Regions from separate parts of the Mus musculus genome. Here all the other regions are linked to region 2. The links are chromatin loops, found by intact Hi-C in ENCODE. Cell type or tissue: heart. All regions are shown on one strand. Links, peaks and the distances in the headings refer to the core of each region. The heading gives the core; the rest is flanking DNA. Region 1 overlaps Tsc22d1 (TSC22 domain family, member 1). Region 2 has its middle 59 kb from the start of 2900040C04Rik. Region 3 holds the start of 2900040C04Rik (RIKEN cDNA 2900040C04 gene).

Region 1 (10,598 bases), core at 1,586-9,585, 160 kb before region 2:
CTGCTACCTAATGATTTTATTTATGTAATACTTTGTAATTTTTAGGACATTGCTTTCATTACTCTGAATACACAGGCACTTTATACACCCATTACAGCTATTTTTAAGATGCATTGCTTTAATAAAAAAAATTAGGAAATGTTAAATATAAGAAATATGCTGCCACAAAGCTCCACGTTTAAAAAAGCAATGCCTAGAGTAGAAAGCCATCTGTGTGTGAAAAGGCCGTGATGAGACCTTACTCTGTTAACCTAAACTTTAAATTTAAAGTACATGTAGAGTAAAATGGAGTAAGAACGGAGAGAGTATGAGCAGGTAAAGCCGAAAGTGCATGAATGCACTGAAGCGCCCTCAACTCAGCCTCACAGGCGGAAGATAGCTCCCGTCAATTCCAGAAATGCTAACATCTTCTTTGAAACCAGTTCCTTCTATAAGAATTTCATTTCTACATGGGACTATGCAGAACATGATCATTTGCAAGCTGCAGAGTATACCACACAGTCCTCGTCCCCTGCCCCACTAACCCATCCCAAGAGCTTCCAACTGATGTAGACGTGCACAGAACTTTAGTTGGTCTGTGGCAAGAAATGTGCCTGAGCATTTCTTTCTTGTTAGTCTAGGATGGAAAGGCAGCTAATGACAGAAATGGCTAAGCCTGTAATAATCACAGCAAACACAACGGAATGTTGATAGCATGAGGCAACTACACACCATTCTAGAAGTTAGTCCAGTTGTTGACTGCTACTGCACCACACTGACACTGGCTGAGGGGTGCCTCCCACGGCACTGTAAGTCAACAGAGGCTGCTCACCATGGGGTATGTGTCTTGAAACCACAGAAGACACATGGTGCTCCACTTACATGACATCACAGGACGACGGACAGAAAATAAAACTTAAGAGAATGGGAGCTCTGCCTGTTTGTCATTAAGGAGTCGTAGTGGGAGGCAGTGATGGTGGACGTGATCCAGAGACGTTGGCACGACCTAGACATACACATACTTGTAAGGTTTTAAGTAACATTCCAAGTACAAGTTTGCTGGGGGGGGGGGAAGTAATATAAACAGAATACTAAACAAAAGCTAAGCCCTCTCCCATCCCCTCCCCATTCCTGCTTAAACGTTTAGTTCTCAGCATTCTCATTTTCGTAGAAGCCCATCTGAAACCCCACTAGTTGGTAACCACACTGAAAATATAATCTTTTTCCAAGGGAGAGTTTGAACAGAAGTACCCTACATTTGTAATTGCTGTTCCCAGAAGGACATGAATTACTAAACGAAAATTTCAGTGGTAGGCAGGAATCTCCTCCCCGAGTGTTACTGTCAGACAGGTCTCAGAGACACCCAAGGCAGCACAGGCTCCCGTCACCGCTCCTACCTACCTACAATAGCTCTGCAGCGATAGCGTGCTGCAGAAACTCCACAGGACGCAGATCAATCTGAAACTGCCCGGAAAGTCCCTGCTGTCACAGTGCTGAAGGGGCAAGGCGGACTGCAGCCAGAGAAAGACATCAGTGCCCTGACTTCAGTGCTGGACCCTCACTTGCTACAGTAGCGCTTGTCAGGAAAGACTATCAAGTGGGGGTGTAGCCACAAGACTGTCTATCAGGGTAAGCAACAGCAATCCTGACTGATGCTGGCATGCTCCACAGGAGGGAGTTCATACTTGATACTATAGACCTAGGCAAAATCCTTATCTAGGGATGTAACAGGCCAGGAAGAATCTACTGGTATCTGTTGTTACTGTTGTTTTTCTACATGATCACTTTACCAAACTGCCTTCTAAACATTTCTATCCATAGCCTGGCGTGGCTCCCAACCTTAGTCAGAGAAGCATCTATGCCTGACTGTTCACAGTGCCGCTAAGAAGCTACCACGAGCCCTCAGCCATGAACGGGACACAAGGAGGAAAGGATGTAAGGACAGATCGCAGGGCAGAGTCTCCGGTCACGATGTGGCTGCTGCACGCTTGAACACTCAATCTGCACAAGGTCGAGCCAGATCAGAAGGCCGGCGAGAGGTGGGAGGGGCTCCCGAGGCCCCGCCCCTAGTGAAGCAGCTACTGCCTTGGGAGAGCCGCTTTCTCTAGGATGGTCACTGGTGAGGAGCCGCATTCTCCAGTGGATGAGCCCACACTTGTGCACACATGGATGGCGCTAGCTGGACTCGATGGTTTTCAAAAACGTACGTTCATTAAAAAATTATGAAAGGAAGGAATGGACTCGGAGATATGAGGGAGGGATCCTGGGGAGTCGTGGCGGGAGGCAGTGACGGTGGACATGATCCAGAGATGTTGGCACGACCTAGACATACACATACTTGTAAGAAGGTTTTAAGTAATGTTCCAAATACAGCAGGGGCGGCCGTCCTGACATTTACAGCCGATTGAGTTATTTCGGCCTTTCACCGTCCAACAATTCTGCCAATAGGAGTGGTCTTCTCAATTAAAAAACAAAACAAAACAAAACAAAAACCCTCAAAGCCGTATGTAGTAAATACTAGATTTCTTATTAGTTTTCCTAGGAGACATTTCAAAAACATACCACTGGTTCAGAAAGACTAGCTAATGAGGGTCACTTTCAAAGCCAGAGTGGGGGACCCGGGGACTGAATACTTCAAGAGAGTGAAACAGAGAGGATGCAAAATGAAATCTTCCTGCCATTTGTTGCTGTGAAACATCTAAAACATCTCATTAAGAAAAGTAAGCCAACCCAATTAGAAAGGTATGAATCAGAAGGTACAGTTGACAAATCATTGGAATAAAGGAAAATGCAACTGTTGCGTGGGTAACATCAAACTTGTAGAATGACTAAATACAAATCTAAAATTACAGGACGATAGTTCATGTACATCGTGAGGAGTGGAATGGGTAGTAACTGGGGTTGAAATCTAAGGGATTCGGTTTTGTTTTCCTTTGAAAGTTGGTCTTAGGATAATTTCAGACTTTTAAAGTTGATAACACAAATGGGATGAATGAGAAGACCAGCAGTGTAACCCAGAACACCCAAGCTAGGAAGGGAGTAAAACACAATAGGTAGAAAAGCAAAAAACAAAACAAAACAAACAAACAAACAAAAAAACCCCAAAACAACAGAATCCTGAATCTAAACCAAGAATTGGAGGCAGGGGGTAGATGGAAGTCACACAGTGGTCCTAACTCGCCAGGGAAGGGACTTAAGCTGCCACTGCCCGCACCGAGTGCCTAGGAGACAAACTGAGTCTCACGGGCATGGAATTGGGAAATCTGGAAAGTAGGGAATGGGAGTATTGAGCATATTAACCTGGAAAGATTATATGCTTTGCAGAGACAAAACCGAGTCCAGTAACAGTTAAGATGATAAGCACTACACCTACATGGTTTATAATATGTTAACTTATTTACCTCTTAACTAAGGCTTTTCACCAAACTACTGCATGCAGAAGACTGAGAGGTGGTTTTCCCACCACCCGAGGACAGTCCTTAAGTAGTGCCATTCTAGGACCATGAAACAAAGGTCAACCCATTCACACAGACGCCATCAAACTTCTCAAGAAACTTCAGTAAAGAAATCCAGCAGGCAGACTGCTCTGTTCCCACTTGACAGCCAAGTAAACGGAGACTGGAATCGAGTTACCCGACCAAGCTCACCTTGCTAGCACATCATGGAACCAATATGCAGATTGAGCCTGGCTCCACGACCCTTGCTACTATAGTCAGGCCACTCTGCTACTATGAACCCTTCCTCCACATGGCGATTTTCTCTGGCCTATACCTTAAAAACCTGCCCTTTTCAAATATTTATAAATTAATTTCAGTGATTCACAGTGCAACACCAGGCATGTAAACTAAAGACCACAGACAACTTCCCCTGGACCCCTGCAGTAGTGGGCTTACCAAAGGTGTTCAGCATTTGCCTGATTGATCATTGTGACTAACTGCAGTTGTAAGACAGTGATAAACAGAGGAAAGTGAGACTAGGCAGGCGGGCGGGCGGGCACAGCTCGCACAGCACAAACACGCCTTGGGAAAGTCAGCCACAGGACCCTATTAGCACAGGGAGCACTCTGGACAGCCTTACAATGCAAACGTCCATAACCGGTACTTCTCAAGTTATCTAAGCCTAGGATGAAGGCTGCTAGCTCTGCTCCCGGGCAGGTACCCCCAAGATACAGATTAAAGCAGAGGACATAAAGATGGAGCCCCTAGAAGTCTGCTGGGGCTCCATTCTTGGAATCTATAAACCTAAGTAAACTTGGTAGAAAAAGGGAGAAAATAAATGGTCTCTACCCAAAGTACAAGAAGCCATACGCAAATACCTTTGAATTTTCACAGAGCTGTCGTTGCTAATAGGTTTGTAAATCATCCCGAGGCCCAAGATGTCGTCAGTTTGAGAAAAGAAGGGGTGAAGATATAATCTACAACATAAATTTTTTTTTCGGTATTTCCAACTCTAATGCAGAGCAAACCGGAGCATTTGCTGTAGAGACATCTTTACTCTGAGACAAAGGCGGTATAGACAGGTGACACGGAAGCAAAGCTGGCCACTGATAATGTGGGTCGTAAGTATCCCATCACGGTCACTCGATCCTCTCCCTCCCTCCACTTGAGCTACTCAAACCCAACCTCAGAATTCCTGGCTGTTTCTGCTTTTTATTTCAATTAGAAACACTTGAGACACTTCACCACTAAAAATACGCTAATACTGTCCGGACAAAACAGAGCTTGCATTCCTATAGAGAGACAACCCTGTCAAGCATGCCAGTTAATATGCCTGGACTTCATGCAGGAATCCCAGCCAAGGTAAAACAGAGCCCCTGCTGGTGCTTCCTACCAGTACTTCCAAACACATGGAAGACCTCCAGCCTGGAAGAGGGTATACATTGTAACCTGATATTGTCCAGGGGAATAAAACCAGCTCAGGCCATTCAATCCGGCTTTGCTTACTAGGATAAAAGTCTTCTCCAAGAGAAGAATTATTAGCATTATTTTAACCCGTTAGGTACTTTTAAAGCTTCCAGAAACTTTCCATTTAAAGTCTTCAGTGAACGGATGAAAAATAATCTAAAGTGAAATGAGGGTATCATTTGCCCCAGTGATAATGGCTATCATTCCTTCAATCAAGATCATGGAAAATAAAACTGATACCCAAACTGACATCATATGTTTAAACCGTCCGAGATTTAACATGGAGGCCAGCAGCAAACCTTAATCTTCAACACCCCTTCTTAAACACCCTAGTTGAATTTGCTAGCGAAATGCATGAGCATGCGAGGGAGCTGAGAACCCTTGTACCGGGAGACAGTTCCACACTGCTCCTGGGCAGCTGTGCTCTGCATATAGGCATGCAGAAGGCTGTCTCCAACAGAGGCCGCCGAACGATTGACTATGTTCTCCAAGTATTAAAACTATGTGCTGTTCTGGCATCCAGGGGCTCCATAGTCGTCATCTTTGTATGGTTTCGGTTAAAATGTGTATTTTTGTTAAAACGACATTAGGCTTGTTTTATCCAAACCATATAATTAAACAAGGAAACCACATGCTCTTTGTTAAACGATCCCAGAAAGTTTTTTCAGTGACCTCACTTTGACTGATGAAACTGCCTTGTGCTGGCTTAAAGGACCGCATTTCAAAACACCCTTCGCACATTTCAGTACTCATCTCTGGGCTATTGTGAAGACTAAGTAAGTTAATATATGGTTAAAAGACTTTGGCTGTTATTGGATAACTCGGCTTTTTTATAAACTTCAATTTGATTCAAAAGGTACTTCAGGAAGTGCCAACTACGTTTAAGACACCATGCTAGATTCTATGGGGCTAGTCACAGAACGATTAAAACATGCCCCGTCCTGGAGGTACTTAGGGGCGGATTTTTAATCTTAACATGTATTAATGGAGCTAGGAAGATATTTCAATCAATATAATGCTTGCTGCACAAGCAGGAGAGGACTGGAGTTCATATCTCCTGCACCCACTTAAAAAAAAACAAAAACAAAAACAAAACAAAACAAAACCAAAAAAAAAAAAAAAAAAACCAGCACAGGGACAGACTGTTTGACCTCCAGCACCCAGGGAAAAAGCTGAAGTTGGTGGTGGGTATCTGTGACCCCAACGATGGGAAGCAGAGGCCGAAAGCTGGACTATCAGCAAGCCAAAGTCTTTTAAACATATATTAACATACTTAGTCCTCACAATAGCCCAGAGGTGGGTATTAACTGCTCCCAACTTAGAGATGAAGAAAGCAAAGAGGGTGGTAAGAAGCGAAGGTAGGCAGGAACTTGTTAAAAGCACAACAAAAAAAATGCATGCAGTGCTTTCAAAGGAAGAGGGCATCTCATTGGGTAGAGCCTGCAAGATGTGGTCCCTTAATGGGGAAGAGGAAGCAGGGATCCTGAGAAAAGATAAACAAGAGAAGGCACTGTGTGGAGGCGCTCTGTTAGGAGCAAGAGGGCCCCCTAGCGGCCACTAATGCTGTCTAAGCTGAGTGCTGCGAGAGAGGGTTTTAGTAAAGGAAGCTGCGGCTGTGAAGGAGATAAGTGGTCTTAGAGCCTAGCTCATCACCAGTTTCTCTCGCTAATAATCAAGTGTCTCAACTGTGGATGCTAAACGAGGACAATGGAGAAGGCCCCGAGAAAACGAAAAGAAGACCACCAAGGCAGTTATAGAACTGCGGGGACTGTGCACTCACTGCCTGCTGTGTCCCAGTGCTGCGGCTCAAGAACCAGCAGGCTGGAGGCCAGTGAAGACAGTCTGAGCTGACGAGCTGACCAGGCTGTTGAACATGGGTGACTAAAAGACCAGGGCAATCCCACCGGGGGACCGGGGGTGGGGGGTGGAGGGGGCTCAGGCCACCAGGAGGCAGAGCGCACGCTCCTTCGAGAGACGGCCAAGAAGAGTTAGGGACATCTGTGCAGAGCAGAGGAAGATGAAGAAAAGGCAGAGACCTAAGGGAACGACCCTCACATCCTACACAAGAGTGTGTCCGGTGAGAGAAAACGGCGGCAATGCCCAGATGAGGGAGGAAAGGCCAAGCCCAGGCAGAACTGTCCCGAATCAAAACATCATCATCATGACGAAAGAATCAAGAACCGAATTATTTTACATTGACCTTAAATACCTTACTGAAAATTACATTTTTTTTTTCAAATTTACAAAGCGCAAGAATTGGATGCCAACTTAAAAGCAAGCAAATGTCACAGAACTCTAAAACTCTTCATTTTGAGAGACGAAGGAGGGCCCTACGTTTCCCAAGATGGTCCCATGATAGAAACAAAAGACAGCGCCCTGCAATGTCAATTTCATTCCATTTCACTAGGTGAGGTGCTTCCTATCGAACCGCAACACGGAATGAAATAAGTGGATTACACGATGTGGGAGGAGTCTTACCCTGGCCCTCGTACCCCCCCCCAAGTGTGCCGCACCTCCCCAGTCTCCCTGTGTGCACAAGTTCTCCCAAACTTCATCTCTGTCTGCAGAGCACCATGTAACTCAGCATAATGGATGCTTAGCACAGGGACCACATGGGTCCTGTGACAACGGGGAGTACAGAGGCCTGTCCCTGTGCCTGGGGAGTCAGATACATACATGAGGTTGTCAAGATAATACAAAGCAAAGCACACATTAAACCCTGAGCTCATCTACTGTGCGCTGAAGTTACGACAGGACTAGGAAAGATTCAACCTCTGACGTGATTCATATGATGCTTGAGGTTGGGAGAAGCTGACAAGTGCTTTCCTTTCTATTTCAGTACTGCAAATGTCCCAACTTTCGGCTCTTCGGATATAAAACGGGAATACAGGCATCCTTCTAAATTCACCATACCATTTATAGCTTAATCTCACAGGGATGTTCAACGACAGCTGACAATAAGCCTCTGAGATTGACGTGCAAACGGTTTTTGCCCAGGTTTAGCTGGTTAGACTTGGGCAATCCTCTGGGTACAGTGTTTCCATTTGGCAAGCTTTAGTTTTCCATGGGGCAAACCTGGCAGTTAGTTATCTTGACTATTGATAGTCACAATGTGCGTTTAGCTAAAAGTGCAGGAGAGGTGAATGAATCCGTATAACCTTGTCACCAGGGCAACAGAAGTAGCTTTCTAACATATCTCCCTGCGTCTAGGATCACTTGTCTGTCATCTCCAACCCAGCAGCCAGAAGGATCTTAAGAAACAAAACAAACAAAGGAACATGAGAGCCAGTTGCCTCCTCTCCTAGCTCCCCTCAAAAGTCCTTAGCATGGCTCCTGCAAGGCACTGGACCCTCCCCTCTGTGTATGCCCCTTTAGCCTCTGGTCTCAATGTTGGCTAAATCGCTGGCCCTTTGCTCCAGACACCCAGGACTCTCTTCTGAGCCCTGAGCAAGCTCACTTCCTACTACAAAGCCTTTGTCTCTCCTGGGCTCTCTGCCAGTGTAGATGCAGAGTCAGACATGCAGCCCCCATCCTCTGAGAGACTTCTAGGGAGTATCTCCTTAAAAACTGACATCACACAGGACACCCCACGTCCTAGGCATGGTGTGACAAGTTAACAATCTTGCCAAGACATGTTAAAGAATGCATTAAAATAAAAATCAGTAAGAGCGGTCTACTGAACAAGGGGGCTCTAAATTTTTGCGGCAACTCCAGACCCAATATAAATTAAGTCAATGGTACTTCTACCTCCCCATCAGCTGGCACAGTTATCGGAAACAAAATAGCAATAAAAAGAATGACCCTGGAAATGAAAACTCATGGCAGGACCTAGTAAGGTCTGAAAGGAACCTGTTCCTGCTGTTGCCAGTCTTCATAACATGATGAAGTCCATAAGACACATTTGTATTCTGCCAGCAGATCAACTCCTATGAATTCACCCAAGGCAGCAATCCTGAGGTAACGCGCAGAGGAGTGCACAGACTGGAGTGCTCATTACTGCAGGGAGGCGGGGGGAGCGCAGGCAAGGAGCGGGAGAAAGAAATCAACACGTGGCAACATAACAGAGAAGGCAACGCTGGAGGGTCCAGATGTTTTTATACAACAACTAAAAATGTTTCCAAAGAAAATTTGTGATAAAACGGAGACATTTTTTAAGGCGAAGAAGAAGAAGGAAGAAGGAAGAAGGAAGGAGGAAGGAGGGAGGAGGAAGGAGGAAGAGGAGGAGGAGGAGGAGGAGGAGGAGAAGAAGAAGAAGAAGAAGAAGAAGGAAGAAGAAGAAGAAGGAAGAAGAAGAAGAAGAAGAAGAAGAAGAAGAAGAAGAAGAAGAGAGGAAGGAGGAAGGAGGAGAAGAAGGAGAAGAGGGAGGAGGAGGAGGAGGAAGAGAAGGAGAAAAAAGGAAGAAGGAAGTAGTAGTAGTAACCTGCAAAGTTGTATATACCAAGTGTACTTTCAAACATTTCCAAACAACATGAAGGAAATCTCTGCCCGGTGTTCTGCCTTCCTACAGCTGAGCACACGTCACTATCACGGGGAAGGGGGTGGGGCGGCGGTGGGATTAACAATAAAGTTCAACTTATATGTGAGTGGAGAAAGGGAAGCTGTTAACTTTATACAATATCCACCCGCCCTTTATTTTTGTCACTAAGTTGTTGGTACACTAAGGTTAGGGTTAAATCTGATTTCTAGCATCTAACACACAGCCAGCCTGGTAGTTGTCCAACATGACTATATATGCAAACAGTCACCCACTCACTGAGCCAGCTAAGCAAAAATACACACACATGCTTTTTTTAAACAGACAAGAAACTGCCTGCCAAGTCAAAAATCTTTTGTGTTGGAGTATAGTTGATTATTATTAAGAGCAAATGCTGACTCCTGTAAGTGCCTTTTTAAAAAGCCTTTTGAAAAGAAAGAAAGAAAAAAAGATAGTTTCACAGCTGACATGGGTTCTAATTTAAACACTGAGGACAGATGAGATGTGACTGGGTTGGAGCCTGGAAGGAAATCTGGATAGTGGAGTGGTCCTGGCCACAGCTCTCCTGAGCAGCCTCCATCCCTCGGGCTGCAGTTCTAACCCCAGACTTCTCCACACACTTCCTGGGCAGTCACACTGCTTCCTACACTGCATTAATGATCACCATTAAGATGGCAGCTCCCAAGCCAATGCCTTCATTTCAGACTCTTCCCTCGAACTTGGGGCTCAGATCTGAATCCCCACCGAGCAATGCACTCAAAGGGACTTAGTGTTCCCTCTAGACACAGAACCAATTCCCCTTTACATCATATGCATCCATCGATAAGTCTTAGGAATTCACAGTAAATGTCAACCTCTCCTAGTCCAAGTTGGTATTAGCTCTTCCAGGGACCCTGAAGCTGCCTGCTAGTTTGCTTGCTCTCAGTCCTAACCCTTAGCAGCCCTCCTCAGGAGCCATTTTCAATAAACAGGCATCAATTTCTCAGAAAGGCCTTCCCAGTCTCCAGACCAGGCTAGGTTTAAAAGTGATGGATCAAGCAGGATCCCTCTATCTCCGTCAGCCTTACAGTGACCTGGTGTTCTCTGCTGTGAAGTGGGCTTCAGCCCACGGGGTTTACCCCCACTAGCCTGGCTCACTGGATGGGATCTAATGTGTGACTGGCACTTTGATAGGCCTCTCTCTGCAAACCTCAACCACAAACCTCAACCACAAGCCTTTTTATTCCTATTTTCAAATGTAC
Region 2 (10,598 bases), core at 1,289-9,288:
TGTCTGTCTGTCTGTCTGTCTGTCTGCCTGCCTGCCTGCCTGCCTATCTTTCTCTCCTCCCTCCTCCTCTCTCCCTTAATAGAGATATTTTTCCTTTCCTCTTCTCCTCCCTTCCTCCCTTTGTCCCCCCTCCTTCCCTCTCTTTCTCTCTGCACCTCCATGGTTCTGGTGGCTCAGGTACCACTTTTATCCAGATGTCTACACCCACCCACCCCCAACCCAGTCTGAGTGTTGAGCATTTTTTCTTTTTCCTTGGACACCAGCCTGGAAGCTGCCTTCAGGCCACGAGCTGGGGCAATTACAGGCTCACCCTTTCTTCACCTGCATCATGATTCTGTGCTGCCTGTTGGTAACATCTGAGGAACGTTATTTCTTATATCTTCTCCAGACTTTCAGCTGTGAAAGGCAGGGGGTTAAATCCATTCCCTGTTTATCCACCCAAACCAGAAGCAGAAATACTTTGATCCCCTACAATGAACGTTTCTGGTTGGGGGAAAAAAATGACTTGAAAGAAAGTTAGTATCTTCCAAACTATTCTACCAGGTCATCTCTGGTTTTTCACCACTAATGAACGTGGTCAGTTGATCCACTCACTTTTATATATTTAGGGCCACTGTATAACCTTTCCTTCCCTCCTCATATGTCTGTCTTTACAATCACTAGCATAGAATCCTTGCTCTTTCTCATATTAACTGGGAATGAGCCACAGGAAACACATGATAATGTATAAAATCTAATTTACATACAGCCTAAGTATAGTATGGATTTTAAAAACAGACATATATAGCTGCTTGCCAAGTGTTCATTTCTACTGGTGTGATAAAATGCCCTGATAAAAAGCAACATTGGGAATAGAGAGATGGCACAATGGTTAAGAGCATTGGTTGTTCTTCCAAAGGACCCAGGTTCAATCCCCAGCTCCCACATGACATCTCACAACTATTTGGAACACTAGTGCCAAAGGATCCAACACCTTCTTCTGGCTTCTACTGGCACCATGTACGCATGTGGTGGGCAGACATATGTGCAGGCAAAAGTCCCATGCACATAAAAATAAAAATCAACGTCTTGTCAGCCCTGAAAACATACATACAAGCAACCCTGTATGGACTAAACAGGTTTTATTTAGGAATGTTAGGAATATACATATATATTCAATAACAAGTGGGGGGGAGAGGCTATGAATTTGAAGGTGAGTGAGAGTTTGTAGGGAGGAAAGGGAAGGAGAAATGTAATTATAATCTCAAAACATTTTAAGAAGTAGTTTAGAGAAAAGGGAATTTGACTGTCTATTACAACTCCATGTTATGATCCGTCATTGCGGGGAAGTCAAGGCAGGAGCTTTAAACAGCTAGTCACATCAGTCACATCCCAGCCACAGTCAGGAGCAGAGGGAAAAAGCAGACACACATGCTCGCCTGCTCCCTGGGACTTAACACTACCTCTGTACTCTTATGGAGTTTAGCGCCCCTGATCAGGGTATGCTGCTGCTCACAGTGGGCTGAGTCTTCTCATATCAGTTAACATATTAAGATAATCCCCAACAGACCTGCCCACAGGCCACCCCGTGTAGAGAATCCCCCAATGAGACTCTCTTCCCTGGTGATTCTAGGGCATATCAGACTGATCAAGAAAGCTAAATACCAAAGGCAGAGATGGGTTATCTGCCCTGGATCCCAGTTCCTGGACAATATGGTTTGGGTTAGTTTAAGATATGCTTTAACTTAAAAACTGGACACGTGATTTAGGCCAGAACTCACTGTTGCTGTTTCAAGAATGGACAAAACTCCCTAGGGTGTCCCTCCCCGGCTGTTTCTGCTTTCCGCTGTGGTGATGTGTAAGGCTAGAGATCTTTGTGGGCACTGCAGCAGCAGAGCGGGAAGGAGACACGTGACGGCAACACAGGGAATGTGAAGACAGAAGACGGCAAAACATCGCATGATTGCACGACCTCACCTCTTAGATTCAGCTGCCTAGATTTACGCTTAGATTTCCCAAGAGCCTATCATTTTCCAATTTTCCTTAAATATGTTCAAATTGGGTTTCTGTCACTGGTGGGTTTAGGAAAATCTTTTAACTTTAAATGCTAAAGTACAGACGAAATGAAGTGCCTTTCAGGACAAGTGGTAAGCACACTGTTTTCCCTCAGCCTGGGGCTGCCGCCATGTGCAAGATGGTGTGTGAGCAAGTCGAGCTGAGTCTTGGGGTAGGCACCAGGCAAATCCTAAGTCTGTAATAGTGGCATGCTAATGATATGCTAATCTATGGTAATTACATGCTAATGCTAGACAGCCCTCACCTACAGACTCCCATCACTTCTAGGTGCTGCCCGATGCTCCTAAATGGGAATTAGAAAATGACAGAGCTACTTCATGCTGACTCAAATACAGACCCAAATTTCTCTTTCCATGTCCTGGGCGCATGACCTTCCAGAGTCCCAGAACACTGCAGATGGGACTGAATGGCCTCTATCTCCTGGTGAATCTATCCCACTCATCCCTACGGAAGGTTCCATCCATTTCGCCAGTGTATCAGTTCTGCCCTGAGCAGTGACAGGCAGGTGTGCATCCAGGGGGTGTGGAGAAGGGACCACCACACAGCATCTAAACGCTGGCAGACTGGTTAGAAAAGAGCTTTTATTGCTTTGTCTCCCCTCCTTTATTTGGCCTCCCTTTCTCAATTGCCCTTTGGTAGAGATGCGGACTATGGATGAAATCCCTTGAAACTGTTTCTAGAAAAAGTCTCTGGGAAAGGCAGTGGGGCTAAAGGTCTCCTACTTCTGGTGTGCCCCGGAAGTGTCTCATAAAACTAAAAGAAGAAATCACTTGTCTTTTTTGCAAAATGCTCCCAGATGCTCAAACGAGTGCAGGAGCACACACAGGTCAATGTAAAATTAGGCCAATGGTCATTGCTGTTTCAACTGCAAAGCTGTGGTAGGGGCCGCATCACTGCTAGAACGCAGCAAAACGTGTGGACTTTTGTTTCATGTTTTGGTTAGGTTGACAGTGTGTCATTTATATAGCCTGACTGGCCTGGAACATGTGTGGGCATGCGTGGGGGGTAGGGAGTGGGAGTGGGGGGGAATGCACTGAGTGGATATGCGCATGTGTGAGTGTGCGCATGCGTGGCAGACGTGGTGGGGGGGGGGGGTAGAGGGCAGCTTGTAGAGTCAGTTCTCTCCTTCCACCTCTGGGGGTCAAACTCAGTTATCACACTTGGGCAGCAAGCACTTTTACTCACTAAGTCACTTTGTCAGCCCTAAAGTACATCTTAAAAATAAACCTTCAGGCCGGGGTGACAGCTCAGTACTTAGTGTGAAAGGTCGGAGCTGAGTTTGGACCTGCAGTACCCACGGCAAGGCAAGGCACAACAAGACTCATCTGTGACCCCAGAACTAGGGGACAGAATCAGATAATTGATTGTTATATTTGCTGGCCAGTCAGCTGAATCAGTGAGTTCCAGGTTCAAGGAGAGGCCCTGTCTCAAAAAGTAAGGTAGAGTGGCGCTGAGCATTCTAATGACCTCCGGCCTCTACTGCTTACGTATTGATAAACACACAGCTCACGTATACACACTCACACAACTCACATACACACATACACCACACATACACACAAATAGAAAGTATAACTTAAGGAATTACCATTGTTGGACAGTAGTGGCACACGCCTTTAATTCCAGCATTCAGGAGGCAGAGTCAGGCAGATCTCTGTGAAATGGAGGCCAGCCTGATCTACAGCATGCCTTCCAGGACAGCCAGGGCTATAAAGTGAAACTGTCTGGGAAAAAAAAAAAATGATGACCACAGGGAGGATGGCTATAGGCAAAGGGGAAGACCAGGCGAGGTTCGTCCCTCCTCAGGCAGCCGGAGCCCAGGCTCACTCTGAGTACCCTGAGGAGTTGATGCTCCCAATGAAAGGGGCAGATCCAGTTGCATCTCTCTCCTGCCCCACCCTGAGGAATGGCCCAGTGACGCTGCAGGCCTTTCTCTTACCCGATATCTGTGAGTCAAGGCGCCGTGTTGACCAAGTAGGTCAGATAAAGGACTGCAAAACTATTGTGAGAATTATCCAGGGAGGATGTAGCCAATATTCCTAGGTGTGTTTGCAAGGATGGCCCGGAGGATAAGTGCCAAGTGGGAGGTGCTGTCACAGTGAGACTCCAGAAGTTTCTAGCAGGAAGGATTGAGATGAAATCCTTCCTACACAGTAGGACAACACTAGCTGCCACACGACAGAGGGTGAAGCCTGGGCTCAGAACTCCAGCTGGCTTTTAAGACAGGATGGCATTTATTACAGCAGAGATTGCTTCCTGGTAACTCAGGAGTCTGTCAGTTCATAAACTTTGCTGGTACATTCTTTCAAAGTGCTAGAAAACCCAACTGTTGATTACTTTATCCTTCCGAATAAAACATTATATCTTCCAAATCATTGTAAATTTCATGAGACACACATTCTTAAGATTATTGCATTATTGAAAACAAAGCAAATAGCAGAACGAGTTAAAGGACACAAAATCAACTGTATTTGATGATAAAGTAAGGATACTTAGTTTTGAATGTCTACAATTAAATAAAAAAAAAAAAAATTAGAATGTATGTGTCCTGTCAGGCACTGTCATCTTGACAATTCCTAGGAGGGTTTATTTACAAAAGTAGGATTTTGCTATGTGAGGTGGCACACACCTTTAATCCTAGCTGAATTCAGAGACTGAGGCACATCTCCATGAGTTCAAGCCTAGCCTGTTCTACATAGTAAGCTCTAGGCTAGCCAGAGCTATATAGTAAGACCTGAAGACTATATCTTAAAAACAAAACAAATAAAAAAAAAAACCCAGGATCTCAATATAGGTTTTTAGAAATTCAGCTGCCGCCATGTATGTGAGACCCAGGTAAGCTTACATCTCAGGGTACTCAGGCACATGTCTACTATCTATAGTTTCTTTCTGTATTCAGAGATTTAAGGCAGAATTACTGACATCTTTTAAAGACCCCAGTTGTTCCCGGTTGTAAGAATGGCTGCCTAAGTGGGGGAAATGAGGGTCAGGTGGAAAGGGAGTGATGACGTAATCACTCAACTTCAGGACACCTATGTAACTTACCCACCTGCTGGGAGTGCCCAGCTGGGCCTACCCAGGTTTAGCTCTATCACACAGTGAGACCCTTGCCTCTCACTGGGTAGGAGGAGCCAGTCTTGTGTCCCCAAGCCTAGCTGTGGGGGTGCCTAAGGAGAACTCTTTGGCATTCACATGTCCTGCTCCAGAAACTCTGCCGACTCCTGGAGCCAAGCCTGGCATATGACTGGGCACCTGCTCAGCTCACATTTGGACTCCGGTCCCCGCTCACCCTGGAACCCAGCCCCAAACCACAGCTGCCTGTCTTGGAGTCTCGCCATCGGCCTCCTCCTTGCCAGAATTCTCTCTCTTTCCCCTGAGGGCTGAAACTTGTCACTACATTCTTACATCAGCTGCTTCAAGGGTCCTGCTTCCAGCCTGATGGCCCAGACAGCTCCACCCCAACCCCTGTGAAGCCGCCTGCCTGTTGTAAATATTTTGTTAACCAGAAGCCCAAATTGTCGTGCCCCTGCCTCTCTAATTCTACCATCTACATGTTTAGACCCACCAAACCCTGGAGTTATTATGATGTCTTGGAAACGAGCTAGGGTCTAGCATGGTCCCAATCTTTCCTATCCTTTTCCTACCTGATTTCTTTCATATCATTCTAATAGGATGATATGAAGGACCAGGGCCAAGGAGATGGCTCAGACAGCAAAGCTGCTTGCTTCCAAGCCCGAGACCTGAGTTTAATCCCCAAGACTCACACGGTGGAAAGAGATCTGACTTCTGAAAGTCATTCCCTGCCTTCCACATGTGAGCCATGGCATCTCCTCTCCCCACCACACAATCAATAGATGCAATAGAAAGCTTTTCTAAGGTTATGAAAGCAGGCGGAAGCCCCATCTCTCCTGCAAGGCAGTCTATGTGGACGCTGTGCCCAGACCCTCTACCAGCTACAGGTGTTTACAGTACTGGGGAGGGGCTGCTCCTCTATTGTGCAGACGAAATCAGAAAGTATTCCACAGGGTCAAAGGTCATCACACTACCTGGAAACGAACAGTTTGCAGCTTTACTTAAGTCATGTGGCTATAGGTAAATAAAATGGTCAACTCCTTGTGTTCCCTGTACCCACAAGGCTTGATCCTGAGAACCTGACTGGACCAATAAGGGGATGAAGAAAGGACAGACACACAGACAAGCACCTCTATTAAGTACAGCAAGGTGGGGGGCAAGTTAGTTGGCTTTCTTAGAAGGGCTCAGTATGGCGCATCCTCGAGTTGCCGTCATCCTGGGAGGGAGAGGTGCAGTTGTTAGTTTTTGCACACACTGATAACTTCAGCACAGGGAGCAGAGGAAGGCTTTGACCCTTGTCACCAATACACATCCGCTCATGGCATCTTCTGCTCCCATGCTATTGGAGAGGAAAGGGAGAGAGACTACTGCAACCCATCCTTTGGGAACACTGCCTTAGTCAGGGTCACCATTGCTTTCATCTTCAATGAAAATCAGAACAGCAACTCAAGTAAGACAGGAACCTGGAGGCAGGAGCTGGTACAGGGGCCATGGAGGGGGGCTGCTTACTAGTTTGTTCCTCATGGCTTCCTCAGCCAGCATTCTTAGAAAACCCAGGACCACCAGCTCAGGGATGGCACCACCCACAATGGGTTGTCTCTCTCCCCTGCCCCCATAAATAACTAAGAAAATGCCTCACAACCTGATCTTATAGATTCATTTTCTCAGTTGAGGCTCCCTCCTTTCAGATACCTCTAGCTTGTGTCAAGATGACAAAAATTATCCAGCACAGAAGGGGATGCCCGAGAAAGAGCTATTTCCTGACCTCAAAGGGGCGTTTTGGAAGATGAGACACTTAAATAAATAAATAAATAAATAAATAGGTGAAGTAGCAGGATAGCATCAGCCAACTAGATCCGGGGGATGGGGATGCGGGAGGAAGCAGTTTCCCAGTGCCCCCAGCACGGTTGTCCACAATGAACTGTGCTCTTCTGGAGGCTTTCAGGAGATTTTGCCAAGCCTTCGCTGTGGTCACATGCTTCCTGAGGCTGAGGGGGACCATCAAGCAAGACATCCACAGGTGGTGACCAGCATGTGTGTGCCTTGAAAGAAGTGGCACACCTGTTAATCGTCTACAACTGTGTGGGGTGATTCTGCAGTGCCTGGTCCAAAGCAGGCATTCAGTACGCACTCACGGTGCTGACTCGACTCGCTGGAGGCTATTTATCCCCTGGGGTTGGTGGATGCCTTGGGGGAGATCTAGGATTTCTTTTGGTAAAATGAAAACAGGCCCCTCTTCCCTGCTGCTTCTATGTCTCTGGAAGGGCTTTGAGAAGCAATTGCCACACAGAGAGAAAATGGTCTTTGGGCTTTCAATTCCTTCCCTTGACTCTGCCTTTCAGGAACGCGTTCCTGTGGGAAACAACGAGAAAGGAACAGCAGCATGGATCAGGAGAACCAGAGGCAGGCTGAACCAATCAAACGCCCATGGCTCGCTGTAGCTTTGTTCTCAGAGCACTTGAATGAACTCTCTTAGTGGGGCCCCTCTTCCACAACTGAAGTTATGAGTAGATGGGTGTTTATTTTCACATAGAGATTAAAAGGCAGATAAAATTCATAAAAAAAGCAAGCCACACAACTTAAGACACAGTGAATCAGAATAGAAACAAACTACAGTTATAAAGAAATACATCTATCTGATTTTAGACATTCCAGAAAACTAAACCTATAAAATAGGGAGAGAATCCACAATTCAGGCAGAGGAAGCCAGGCAGTGATTGTGGGCACTGGGTGGGTTTGTTTGTTTGTCATTTGTTTGTTTGATTTTTAATGCACTGACATCCTAACCTACAGTTTGGTCTGGCTTGTGTTTCTTTGCTCTAAACACAGGCACAACGATGGTTGGCTGAACTTTCTGCTATGAAGAGGCATGGAGTGACAAGGACTGCCTAACTGAGGACTGAGGACAGATGCAGCTGTGGCCTTCTGGCTTACAGGCTTGCTGATGGGAAGCCACAGAAAGAGAGGTCTGGTCATATGGACAGAGATCATAGGAGTGAGTCCAGCATGAACGCAGATATAAAGGTGTGTCAGTTATTAAACAATGACAGATCATTTGAAAGCAAATTTTGATCATTTTAATAATCCATTTGTGCTTCCATAGCAAAATACTTTTGACTAGGAGGTTTACAGAACAGAAACTTGTTTCTCAGTTCTGGAAGCTGGGAAATCTAAGATCAGAGCACCAGCAGAATTGGTATCAGATGGAGTCCTCTTCCTGGTCCATGATGCATCATTGCTCTTTGGAGTCTCCTTTGGAGCTGTTCCCACTCATCTCCCATAGACCCCCAGCTCATCTGTCATTGCCTGGGGACTAAGACTTCAACACACCGTTTGAAGGGACATAAACAGTCTACTTATTGCGCTAATCCTTTCAGATTAGAACGGACCACTCCTTGGATAATAGTGCTTATTACTTATTTATATGTCCGTGTTGATGTGAGTGTATGCACATATGTACCATTGGAGACAAGATGAGGGGTCCCAGATGCCCCGGAGCTGGAGTTACAGGCATTTATGAGCTGCTCAGCATGGGTGCTGGGAACTGGGACCTGAACTCTGGTCCTCTTCATGACCAACAAGCACCACTAACCACCAAACCCTCTCTCCAATCCCCAGATAATAAACGTTTAAGGGTCTATTCCTCTTTACATCATTATAGCACTCACTCAATGAAGAATTCCCCCAAGATTCAGTGTTACCTGGGCAGAGGGGCTGCAGAAGGAGCCAGAGACCTTTTGCAGGATCGGTTTGCACCACTGAACTTGCAAGCGCCCTATGTGTCCCTCAGAACTATTGACTCAAAATCTCTGAGGGCAGATCTTGGGAATCCGGGTATCTTTAAAGTTTGTAGATACAGTAATCTGAAAGACCATTAAGCCACAGTATGAAGGACCAAACTTCCAACACACACCTCACCTTTAGTCTCCATCCAGGCACCGAAAAGCACATTGAATTTGGAACCTATCCTTAGCTAGAGATTTTGTTGCTTAGGCTTGTGCAACTCACTCACCTGCCAGTGGTTCGGGTTTCTTCATTTACAATCTGAAAATCTTGCCCAGTCGTAAGCATGACTAGACAAAGAATGCCTGTGCATAGTAAACTCTAAGCAATTATTTGAATGCTTATTATTATCATGATTATCAATTGCCCCAGTCCCAGATGTTTCCAGCCATAGCTGCTATCCCTGCCTCAGGACCTCCCTGAAGCCCTGCCTTTTCCCTCCTATTCATACTGCTGATTATATAGCTCTCCTGCTGGCCCTAGCATGCAGTTTAAAATCCTGAATAAAATCAGCTCTTATAGTTACCAAGGCCTAGAGAGAGGAGGTAGAATAGGAATGAGGAAGATGTAGAGAAATCAAGAAGGTACCCAGGTATCCCTCCTGCATTCCGGAGCCTCTGGCAACAAAGACACAGCGCAGAGGCTCCAAGAGAAACCCATATAGCGGTGGGAAGGGCGGCTGGTGAAGTCGCAACCACACAGACCCGTGGGAGAACAAGGGCACACTATTAAAAGTTTAGATGTTAGTATATTGACTCTAAATTTGAAAGGTAACCCTAACTATAAACCTAAATAGAAGAGGGGGTTCTTGGTGAGGGAAAATGCACCCTCAAAAAAGAGAAAGAATAAATACAAGATGGTATTGAAATATGAATATGATCACTGTATATTATTGTATACAGTATGAAAAAAAATCTCATAATGAAACTTACTATTTTCTACATATATATGTTAAATAAAAAGGCCTGTAAGTATAGATTTGATGCTCCCTGGGCCAAAAAGAATTACCTTAATTTATAGTACTTATAATAACAGAATTCAGTGTCAACTAAAAGGCAAAAAATCCATACAATTTTTAGTATACAAAGGTATTTGCTTTTATTACATGTTTTTATTGCTGGAAATATTTCTCAGTAAAAAATATTTATTTTTATTTTCGTGCAGGTGTGTGCACCTGCTTGTCTCTGTGAGTACATGTGTGCAGGTGCCCTCAGAGGCTAGAAGAAGCCGTTGGATCTCTTTGAATGGAGTTACAGGCAGTTATGGGCGCTTGCTGTACCTGCTGGGAACTTAACCTGGGTCCTCTGCAAGAACAGCACGTACTGTTAACCACTGAGCCACTTCTCCAGCCCACTATTCTTTTTTTTTTTTTCTTTAAATACACAATGTTTACCATTTAGCAGTTTTATGCTTACAAAGATTTTGTGAGGACAATACACCTTCTTACTTAGTTCCCTGGCTCTGTCTCCTCACATTTCTATATTCAGTTATCAAACACGAGAATCTGATATCGGTACAGTCGTGCTACCTAAACTCCAGCCGCTATGAGGTTTCCCCCACTAATGCTCTGTTTAGGCTCCAATTCAATGCTCTGCCTGCATTTATGTATCTTGTCTCCTTTAGCCCCTCTGGATTTTGATGGGCTTCAGATTTTCTTTGTATTTGATGGCCTTGACAATTTTAAGGTG
Region 3 (10,598 bases), core at 1,475-9,474, 55 kb after region 2:
ATGAAAAAGGAAAAAACCCAGGTCCCTTGCTCTGTCTGAAGTTTGAAGTTTCTTTCCCACACTTGCTTGTGTGTGTGCAGGGTGGGGGGTTTTCTGGGGCTAAACCCAGGGTCTGGCGCACAGTAGGCAAGCACCAAGCTACATCTCCAGCCCTTATCGATTGATGTTTCTCTCTAGAAATGATACCTGTGTAGATACCCAATGCCTATTTAAAAAAAAAATCTAGTGAAAACTACAGTCCTTTTCCCTGAAATATGCATATCTTCTATTGAAAGATAAAGCGTCAACAAATTTAGTTAGATGACCTAATTGGCTTTTTCTTGTGATTTCTACCTGAGTCTGTCAGCATCTCCTCAGAAGAGAGGTGAGCTTTGCTGGCCTTTCATAAGAACAGTAGAGCACCCGAAAGAACAGCGTCGTGCATGAAGTAGAGCTTCCTCAGTTAGTGCAAGCATCTCCGCCTCACACCAGCAACACCAGCCTGCTTGGGCACTTATCTACTCTCTTCCTCTCCTGGTTTCTCTGAGAGTCAGAATAACAACTTAGTTTCAGTGTGATGACAGATCTTTAGTTCAAGAACCTGTGTTTTGGTCTGTTGGGGCTTCACACAGAAGCTTAGTCCAAACCAATTATTTCCCATAAAGTTTATTTAACTTTGCTCTAAACACTGAAAAATTTGTCCAGCTCTTGAGAAATGATAGAAACTCTCAGAAAGAATCTAACAAACTGAAATGTCATAGCTTGGAGCCAGCAAAAATGACCCAGTGGGTAAAAAACCTAATTACACAAGCCTGAGGACCTGGAGGCCTCATGTTTTTTTGTTTTTGTTTTATTTTTATTTTTTTAAAAGACTATATATATTTGGTCAGAATGGATAATCCTAGCACCCCTGTGGAGATATGGAATTGAAGACCAGAGAATTGGCTGTCTGGATTTATGCGGGTCTGCCAGCCTAGGCAACAATGTGAAAGGCATGAACCAACTGGCAGAGGTTGTCCTCTGACCTCCACATTCACCAGGGCGTGTGTTCACATGCACAAGCATGTGCATGCGCTCCATGATCTAAGGTTAAGAAAAGTTAGGGTGGGCTCTAATCCAGCATGACCAAAGTTGTTATTTTTTTTTTTAATGAAATTTCAAGGACTAGAGAGATAGCTCAGTGGTTAAGAGCACTTACTGCTCTTGCAGAGGATTTGAGGCAGCTCACAACTGCCTATAAGTCAACTCCAGAGGATCCAATGCCCCTTCTGGTTTCTGTGGGCATGTGTACACACTTACACACACACACACACACACACACACACACACACACACACACACACACACTATCTCAGGAACCCCCGAGTCTCTCAGAAGCTGGGGATAAAGCATGGAGCAGATTCTCTCTCAGATCCCTCCCAGCACCATCATTTCGGGCTCCTGAGCCATGACACAGGTTTTTGTTTCGGGGCCACTCAGGCTGGTATTCTTTGTTACAAACACACCAGGAAACCAACAGAATTCCCTGAGTCATCTGCCCAAACCAGGACCTGTCCACATTTCCTAACGTCCTCTCGGGACCCTGTTCCCCTCACTTAGAGAAAGAAAACAAACAAACAAACAAACAAACAAACAGAAACAATTTTTGAGAGTACTCCATTGTTGGAGCTGCTCTGTGGTTCTTCTTGTGTTTAATCCTCAGTCCAAGGAAGTATTCGATTCTGTCTCTGCTTCATGGATGAGCACATAGAGAAAAGGATAGCAAAACACACAAACAAATCAATCAGTCAATCAATCAATCAATAAACAAGATTCCAAAGCCAATGTTTCTGCCACTCTTTCTTCCACTTCTTCATTCAGCATCAGGGGATTCATCTTTTCAAGAGTGCCTGACCTCTGACTTTCCTCACGGTCTCCTCATCTCCAGCAGGAAGAAGGTGGGAGGCAGAGTGACCTCTAAATAGAACCCCCTGGTGCCTAGGCTCACACACTCCACACATCTTACAGAGGTATTCAGGAAAACCTCAACTAATTAAACTGACTCTACAGAATGCCAGGAAGCAATTAAAACAAAACAAAACAAAAGGAGTTACAGGCTGTCTAATTAAGCAGTGTTTTATTACTTTCAACGTGTACATGAAGCATAAGTAAGCTAGCATGCTTGGGGCAGATTTGGGAGACCTGCTTTAATGAGTAAGTATGGTTTTGAAATTAGCTTCCCATTGTTTTGAGCAAATCCCCTATGCGATCCTGAGGGTAGTTGCTTTCTTATTCAGGAAAACACTGTCTCTCTCTTCTCTGACTTCCCCTGCTGGGCCCATGGTGGTTACTGGGAACTTAGAGAAAACCAGATGTGATGCCATCACAGCCAAGATCACAGGTGGTTGCTGTCAGGCCTGGACTCCTGAGGCCACCAGACCTAGCCGACCTCCGAGAAACCAAATGTTTTTTTTTTTTTTTTTAATTCCTACATCTTCACTCGTGGGTCCTCCCTACTCCAATGAGAACCTCAGACCCCGACCTAATAGAAATTCAATCTCTGGAGACCTAAGACCTAAGGCAGGAAACTGGCCTTGCTCTCAGACCTTCTCCACTGCCTACTTCTCTGGAGTTGGTCCTAAGCACTTCTGCTGAAGGGGGTACTACTGATTGTCAGCCCCGAACTCCACACAGCCACCTGCCACCTCACCGAACAGTGTCACATTGTCTACTGGTGTTTCACACACCATCTAGACACTAGCTTAGAAAAATCAAGGTTTTGAATCACCCAAGTTTCAGATTCTAGGTTTTGGTGTTTTGTTTTGTTTTGTTTTGTTTTTTTGAGGAAGGTGATGGGTAACAGTGGCCATTCATTGTTACCCATAGTCTCTCTGTTTGCCTGCTGGCCCCAGACCTATCCACTCTGTTTCGCCACATTCAATGCACCATACGGTCTAAGAACTGTATCCCATGACCCTCCGACCTTCCACTGTGCAGTGGGATTCTACCGTACTGTGGGTATTTATTCCTGCAGACTCTTCACCAGTGAATGAAGATTTGGTGGGGGCAGCATTCCTGGAAACCCAATTGTGGCCACCAAACTTTTTGTTTGTTTCCTTTAGCTGTTGTTTCCTCTAGGCTTAGCAGTGATAGCCACTTTCCTAAAACTGCTGGCTCTTCTGCATCTCCTGCGATCTCCTGTGATGGCGCCAGCCATGTCTGCAAATACACCCTCCAGCAATTTGCATGAAGCATCTCTTTTTGGTTAGAACCCTGGGGGACACACCACTGTTTCTCTAGTACCCAGCCTGTGGGCAAACAGTGAACACTCAAATACTTGCCCCCTCCCTTCCTCTGCCTGCTCCCACCCCACTTCCTTAGTATCCCTTCCTTAGACTTTTAGATCTTCTGTTTTTGCTTTATGAGCTTGCTTCCCTGTGCTAGATAGCATTATGACAACTTGACACAAGCTAAAGACACCTGAGAGGAGGGAGCCTTGAGAAAAGCTGCCTCCATCGGACTACAGGAAAGCCTGTAGGACATTTTCTTAATCAGTGATTGACGGTGGAGGGCCCAGCCCATGAGGTGCAAACCATTAAAGAGCCTACGGCCTCTGCATCAGCTCCTGCCTTCAGGTTCCTTCCAGCCTGGTTTAAGTTCCTGCCCTGACTTCCTTAAGTGATGAACTGTAATATGGATGTATAAGCCAAATAAGCCCTTCCTCCCCAACTTGCTTTGGAGATGGTGTTCATCACAGCAATAGTAACCCAAACTAAGATGCTCCCAGGAAGTGACCTGAAGAGACAATGAATGGCCACTGTTACCCATCACCTGCCTCAAAAAAAACCAAAAAACAAAAAACAAACCTAGAATCTGAAACTTGGGTGATTCAAAAACTTGATTTTTCTAAGCTAGTGTCTAGATGGTGTGTGAAACACCAGTAGTCAATGTGACACTGGTCGGTGAGGTGAGAGGTGGCTGTGTGGAGGTCAGGGGCTGACAATCAGTAGTGCCCCCTACTGCGTTTGTTGAGAGGAATTCAGACTCAATGCTGTACCAGAGACTTTCATCTGACTTTTGTTCCCGTTGATCTGTAAATGTCTCCCCAAGGCTCACATGGTACAGCTTTGGTTGGCAGCCAATAGCACTCTTAGGAGGCAGTGGAATTCTTGCTTGTGGAAAGGAAGTTAGGTCGCTGGAGGCGTCCCCATGGAGAGGACATTTCCCAGTGTCCATAGGGTAGGCGGCCTCCTGTGATGTGCGTTCCCTCCAAGACACTCAGTACATAGGTCCAAACAACCAGCGCAAACTATCAGCGCAAAGCTGATAGCTTTGGACACTGTGAGACAGACTCAGCTTTTTCTCCTTTCAATTGCTTCTGTCAGGCATGTTTGAGACTGGCGTGTGCTGGCCGGCTATAATGAAAACAGTAAGGGAGGGCACATTTCTTCAGGCAAGGCTGGAAATGCCTGATGGGGCATCTGGACAGTGAAGGGGCAATGTATAACTGTGCGAGCGAATTTGGTTATCAGGGTCTGAAGCAGGAAGGAGCATGCTCAGTAGGAGCGGCTGACCATCACAGGATTAACACTTCAGATGTACCATCCCATCTGTAAGTGGGATGGTTTTAAAAATTCTGCCTGCTTTGTTTTGTTACAATGTAATAAACATCCTTTTATTTAAAAGGGACTTTTCCCCCCTGTGGCTTAAAAGAATTGGGACATTTACTATGGCCTAAAAAAATGTGTGTGTGTGTGTGTGTGACACGGAGACGGAGACGGAGTCGGAGACGACAGAGACGACGGAGACGGAGAGCTGGGAAAGAGGGACTGAGACTGCAGGTACCTACAGAACCCAGTGTCAGATTCCCTGAGGTTGGGTTACAGTTGGTTGTGAACTGGCCTTCACTGATGCTGGGGACTGAACTCGGGGAACAGCACTAAGCACTGCTTAACCACGGAGTCATCTCTCTAGCCCCTTCTCCAAGGTGTGGTGGCACATGCCTTAGTCCCAGGACCCTGGAGGCAGAAGCAGACAGACCTCTGAGTTCAAGGCCTGCTTGATCTCCGTATGGAGTTTCAGGCCGGCCAAGACTACTTAGTAAGGCTCTGTATCGTTTTAAAAAAAAAAAAAATAATGAAAGAAATTTAGAAAAATCTCCATGAATCCCAATCTCCTTGCATACTCATTTGACCTGGATGCTCGGAGAGTGTCAGGAACACTGCAGACGGTCCCAGCCAGGGTGGCCGCAGATGGAGGTTCCAGGAGGCCTATGAGATGTGTAGACGGGATATGTTGGAAACCGCAGTCAATTTAGGGCTCGGTCATCTGAGTAGCCATAGCAATTCTGGCTCTGCCATTGGTCGCTAGCTGAGTGACCTTCCCCTCTCCCCGCCTCAGTTTCCACATGACTACAGTGGAGCTAATCCCTTCACCATAGCTTTGTTGGGAGGATTAACTCGGGTGACCGTGCCTAGAATAGTCCCTGGCCCTCAGCAGGCTCTGGGTAAGCCGGGCTGTGGAAAGCTGGCCGCAAGGCCTCCCTGCATTGGCTGCTCGCAAAGAATGTAGTCAGTGCTGGTGCGAAGCCGAAATGAATCGCTTTTGTTTCCCCCAGGCGGACAAAAGAGGTCCCCTGGCTCTTTCTGGGTGTGAAGGAGCCAAGGCAGAGCGAGTTCTGAGAGCCCCCTTTGTCCTGACAGAGGCCTGGTTTGTCAGACACAATGCCGCTCTGGCTGCGCTGGAAGCCAGTGCGGCTGTGACAAATCTGTTTGGGTTGGAGTGGCACCAGGTCACCACTGCGATGTGTCCAAGCTCCCGGGCTGCCAGGCCTGACGCACTCACGACCCGTGAATTCATTCAGGGCTGCCTTAAGCATGGGGCACTTTGAAACTTTGGGCTTTAAAGTCAGAGTCAGCAATTCCTTTTGATGACCCCCCCAACTCCCCCGCAGGCGTCCTGGGGCGTCTGGCCTGCCAGTGGGTAGAGTGGCTCCGAGAGCAAGCGTCCCTGTCAGAAGAGCAGGACTCTCTGTTGTGGGACGCTCCACAGAGCCCATGCCAAGTGCACATGGGCACTGGGACTGGTTACGCTCTTCTGCCATGAAAGAGAAGCAGAGGGGAGCTTGTAACAGAATCTAATAGAGGAATTCATTATGAACTGCCTGCCACTCAGGCTGTCTAGAGCTCCGGGTGTGGCGACTGACCCCTGGCAGTATGCCTGGCCCTTCAGCCTAAGGCAGCATGACAGGTGTGGCCCCTGAATTCAGGTTCCGCTTCGAGTTGTTCCCTGTCACAGTCGGACTGCTCAATCAGGGCTCCTCTCACTGGAACAGAGTGTAGCATTTTGAGAGCAGAGCCACACACATCGCCAGAGCTTTATTACACGTCATCTCACGAGGTGGCTAACGTTTCTTAAATTCTCTTTGACTTGTGGTACCTACATAGACTATAAAGCTCATCACCCCATGCACTTTCTTTCCTCATTTTCCTTTTTGTTGGTTTGTTTCTTTAAGATAGGGTCTAACCTAGACTGGAATTTATGATGTAGTCCAGGCTGGCCTACTTGTGCTAGGATGACCGTGTCTGATTTCATCATAACCACATTTCCTGAGTTTAGTACATTTCCATTGTACAATCCCTAGAGCTGTTTTCCCAGACTGAAATTCTGTATTTAGTAAAGGGTCTTTTTCCCCAGCCCCTGGAAACCTTTCTACTGTCTGCTTGTATTAATCTGAGCAGGTCACCCAATAGACTCACGTAGATTGTGTGAATGAACAGCATGCTGGGAGTAGTGTCTGTTTGTGACTGGTGTACTTAATCCCTGTTGTACCTGTCACAATTTCCTTCTTCCTTAAAGCTAAGAAATGAATGAATGTGATTGTGCCTTCTGTCTCAGCTCCACCCACAGTTACCTGGCAACAGCCAGGTATGCTCCTCCCCACAGTTACCTGGCAACAGCCACTATAAAAGGGACTGTTTGCCCCCTCCTCTCTCTCTTGCTCTCTCTTGTTCTCTTGTTCTTCCCTTCTTGCTCCCACTCTGTCCCCTCGCCGCTTCCCCACCCCCCCCATGCTCATGGCTGACCTCTACTTCTCTCTCTCTCTCTCTCTCTCCCTCTCTCTTGCCTTTCTCTGCCTCTACTACCCTCCTAACTCCCCTCCCCATGCCCTGAATAAACTCTATTCTATACTATACTGTCTTGTGGCTGGTCCCTCAGGGGAATGGGATGCCTCGGCATGGGCCCACTGAGACACCCCCTTTCCCCATACCTCACCACACCCCCATAGAACATATTCTCCCTTCTCTTTACCTTTTAATAAACACATTAGATTGTGTTCTCTCTCTCTTTCCGTCCCTCCCTCCTCCTTCCCTTCCCTCTCTCCTTCTAGTTTTCATTTTACTGTAAGGATGTTTTGCCTGCATGTAAGTCCGGTGCCCAGAAAGGCCAGAAGAAGGTTTCGAATCTCCTGGAACTAGAGTTAACAAATGATTGGGAGCAGCCCCACGTCGGTGCTGGGAACTGCACTTGGGTCGTTTGCAAAAGCAGCAAGTGCGTTTAACTGCTGAGCAGCCTCTCCAGCCCCATGTTTCAGTGAACTCTTAAATCTTGGTATATTCATACCTTAGACACAAGATCAGGGACCAGCACTCTAGATGACAGATGACCCACCTAACAATACACACAGTGCTTTTCAGCGTGCCAATAAAGGAGATGTGGCTGGCCTGGTGCTTCTGAAACACTCCCAGGGCTGGAAGAGCCGGTTGTAACTGACCAGGAACATTGCTCATGGCCATTCCGAAGTGTCCTCAGAATCCACATGTACTGTTCATTTCACCATGTATGGTCACCAGTCTTTAGATCTCTGGCTCACTGACCACCCTTTGAAAGCACTCACAGCTCGGAAGCTACAAAGACCGAATGCCTAGTTGCCTTTGCCTTGTGGTTTGGTAGATGCGATTGTGAACCTAACATTCCTGTGATCTTTCCAGTTCTCCGAGCTGCCTATTTGTTGCTGAGTGTCTCTCTGAAGGCCCCTGAAACACCGTTCCTTCACTGATAGTGTGAATGAAGAGCGTTCTGGGAGCAGTTTACAAACCTCTAGATAAACTATTGTTTCACTGAGAGTGTCTTTCCTCAACTACTCAGAAACTAGTGTGTGTCTCTGTAAAAGCTTGGCATGGCTCGAACAATTATGGCTTTACATTTCAAGGGAAAGGTTTCCTTTTGGGGGTGGGGATGGCGATAGTTCTATGAGAGTTATCTGTCTGAAATACAAGACCAGGGACCAGGGAGATGGTTCAGTGGGTAGAGGCCTGATAACCAGAATTTGGTCCCAGAAACTCTCTTTTAAAACAAACAAATATGGTGCCTCTCATGTGCAATCCCAGCACTCCTTGGGCTGCACCTAAGGGTAAACCATTGCAGCAGGGAAATGTAATTCTGTGGTACAGCGCTTCCCTTGTATGTACGAGAGCCTAGATTCAATTTCTTAGTAGTAGCAAAAGATAAAGTATTTTTTTAATTAAACTTTTTAAAAATAATGCAACCAGTGTTAGATGAGGTGGTGTATTAATGAACAGATCATGCCAAGCCAGCACAGTTCTCATTAGAGAGGTCTTTATTGACAGAGTCACCCCTGAAGGAGGTGGGGGTGGGGAGGAAGAAGAGAAGGAGAGAAGGAGAGAAGGAGAGAGAGAGAGAGAGAGAGAGAGAGAGAGAGAGTGCTATACATGCTGGTATGTGTCTTTTATCCAAACCATGATGTAGGTAACACAGGTGACGCAGGTAACTAGCGCAGGTGATGATGTGCAGGTGATGCGCAGGTGATGATGTATAGGTGATGCAGATAGAGCATGCACAGGTGGTGCTGTGGTGATGGACTCAGGAGGGTCATCATCCCCTTGTCGCCTAGGGATGACATCGTCGCTGGGTTCAGAAGCTGGCTGTAAAGTTTCTGGCTGCCCGTGGACATTTCTGATGCTAACAACCATTACACTTCTAATAAGATGGGAGGCAGAGACAGAATAGCCTGGAAGTTCTTGGGCCAGCCTGCATGGGGTACACACATAGCCGCAGAAGCAAGGAGGGAGGCTCTGCCTCAACAAGAACCCATTCTAGAAAATCATCTTCTGACTCCACACCCATGCCACGGTCCACACACTGAATATACATAAGTAGTATCCAAGAACAGGGGATACAACATAGGTTCCTGTCTTCCTGACACCGTGACCTATTCTTGATCCAACCAGGAAGGGGAGAAAAGGCAAGCTTGTGCAATAAACAATATAAAAGGTAAAAAAAGTTTTCACACCACACTCACCCGGGCTCCTTGTTAGCACTCTCTGCAGGCACTGGCTGTGGTCTGGGGCCTCTCTCATGGGGGCCCCATATAGCTGGGGTCACAGGCACCACTGCTAGCCCTTCCTGGCCCTGGTGTGAGCATTCTACTAATTTCCCAAGCACAGCACGAAGGATTTATGTGTAACAAAAGCTTCTTGTCCACACAGGTGGGGAAACGTAGAGGGAGTTGAATCTCCTGACTGCCGGAGACTGGCGGGCCACCTCGCTTAGAGTTATGAAGCCTTTGATTTAAGTAGAGGGAGAAATCTACTAAATCTGAGCTTAAGGGAGAAGGGGTTTATTTCAGCTCATAGTTCCAAGCTACAAAGGGAAAGTCATGGCCACAGGAGCCTGAGACCGCCTGGTCAAGAAACAACAAGCAAAGGCTGAGTGGTTGCTGCTCAGCCTCTTCAGTTCAGGGTCCAGCCCAGGAAATGGCACCACACACACATTCATGATGGGCCTTCCCTACCTCAATGAACTCAATTAAGAATATCAGTCACTGGCATGCTCAAAGGCCCTCTTCCATGTGATCATAGATTGGAGCATTGTACATGATGTTAAGTCAAGGTAGATAAAAACAGATGATAAGTGTGGGAAAAACACACACACAAAGATAAAAACACAAAGAAGAAGAAGAAGAAGAAGAAGAAGAAGAAGAAGAAGAAGAAGAAGAAGAAGAAGAAGAAGAAGAAGAAGAAGAAGAAGAAGAAAGGAGAAGGAGAAGGGAGAAGGAGAAGGGAGAAGGAGAGGAGAAGGAGGAAACACAAGAAACAAGGTCAAGAGAGGTTCATCTGATTTGAGAAGGGGCATCCAGGGTGCTACCGGCCATGTCATCAGGGATTCTCAGTGAAGGATTGGGGCTCAGGGCAGGGGCTCACCTTTTGTCTCAGCCACAACATGGCTTCCCTGTTAAAAAAAACAAGCAAAACAAAACAAAAAAAACCCCTTCAGTTTCTACCCAGCCTGTTTGCCTTTTCTGTTCAAATCCAAATACAGCAGCTTCTAGGTATACTCAATCTTGGAATAGACGGTCTTTCACATCAAGTATTTTTAAGTACACTTATTTGGTTGTTTATTATTGTACAAATGGTGTTGGCATAATGTAGGAGTTGCCGATTCCACCACTCACATGGAGAGGTCAGAGGATGACTCTATGGGGCCAGTTCTCTCCTACTTTTAGGTAGGCTCTGGGAATAGAACTCAGGTCATTAGGCTTCCTCAGCAAACATCTTTACCCTCTGAGCCAGCTCCGAGCAAGTGTTTTGACAATCATACCATCCACAGACAGAGATCTT

The links. Hi-C counts contacts between places; a loop is a spot of excess contacts. Peaks named below come from ENCODE experiments on the same cell type or tissue, not always from the same donor. Only the 100,000 strongest peaks of a DNase experiment are listed, where the experiment ranks them.
Region 1: it touches region 2 in a loop (2.1-fold over the local background); 4 of 42 quality-filtered maps call a loop at or near these places.
Region 3: a loop joins it to region 2, with 1.9 times the contacts of the local background. A loop is called at or near these places in 2 of 42 quality-filtered maps.

What each region holds. Positions count from the first base shown.
Region 1 is chr14:76,462,934-76,473,531 of GRCm38, reverse strand. The region is part of intron 1 of Tsc22d1 (TSC22 domain family, member 1); the gene reads right to left. Among named protein-coding and RNA genes, the nearest start is that of Tsc22d1, 52 kb to the right of the region's middle. In heart, for the core only: a CTCF peak has its summit at 6,428 (motif pointing left); a DNase peak (open chromatin) is centred at 6,401; H3K4me3 peaks cover 687 bases; H3K27ac peaks cover 457 bases.
Region 2 is chr14:76,305,238-76,315,835 of GRCm38, reverse strand. No RefSeq gene overlaps it. Among named protein-coding and RNA genes, the nearest start is that of 2900040C04Rik, 59 kb to the right of the region's middle. In heart, for the core only: no CTCF peak of the experiment used is centred there; a DNase peak (open chromatin) is centred at 5,415; H3K4me3 peaks cover 390 bases; H3K27ac peaks cover 693 bases.
Region 3 is chr14:76,250,292-76,260,889 of GRCm38, reverse strand. 2900040C04Rik (RIKEN cDNA 2900040C04 gene) reads right to left here and starts at 9,428. Exons shown (of 2, transcript NR_152108.1): 1 at 9,281-9,428; 2 at 8,560-8,868. RefSeq lists an enhancer at 3,678-7,000. In heart, for the core only: no CTCF peak of the experiment used is centred there; DNase peaks (open chromatin) are centred at 2,349 and 5,599; H3K4me3 peaks cover 600 bases; H3K27ac peaks cover 1,000 bases; H3K27me3 peaks cover 319 bases.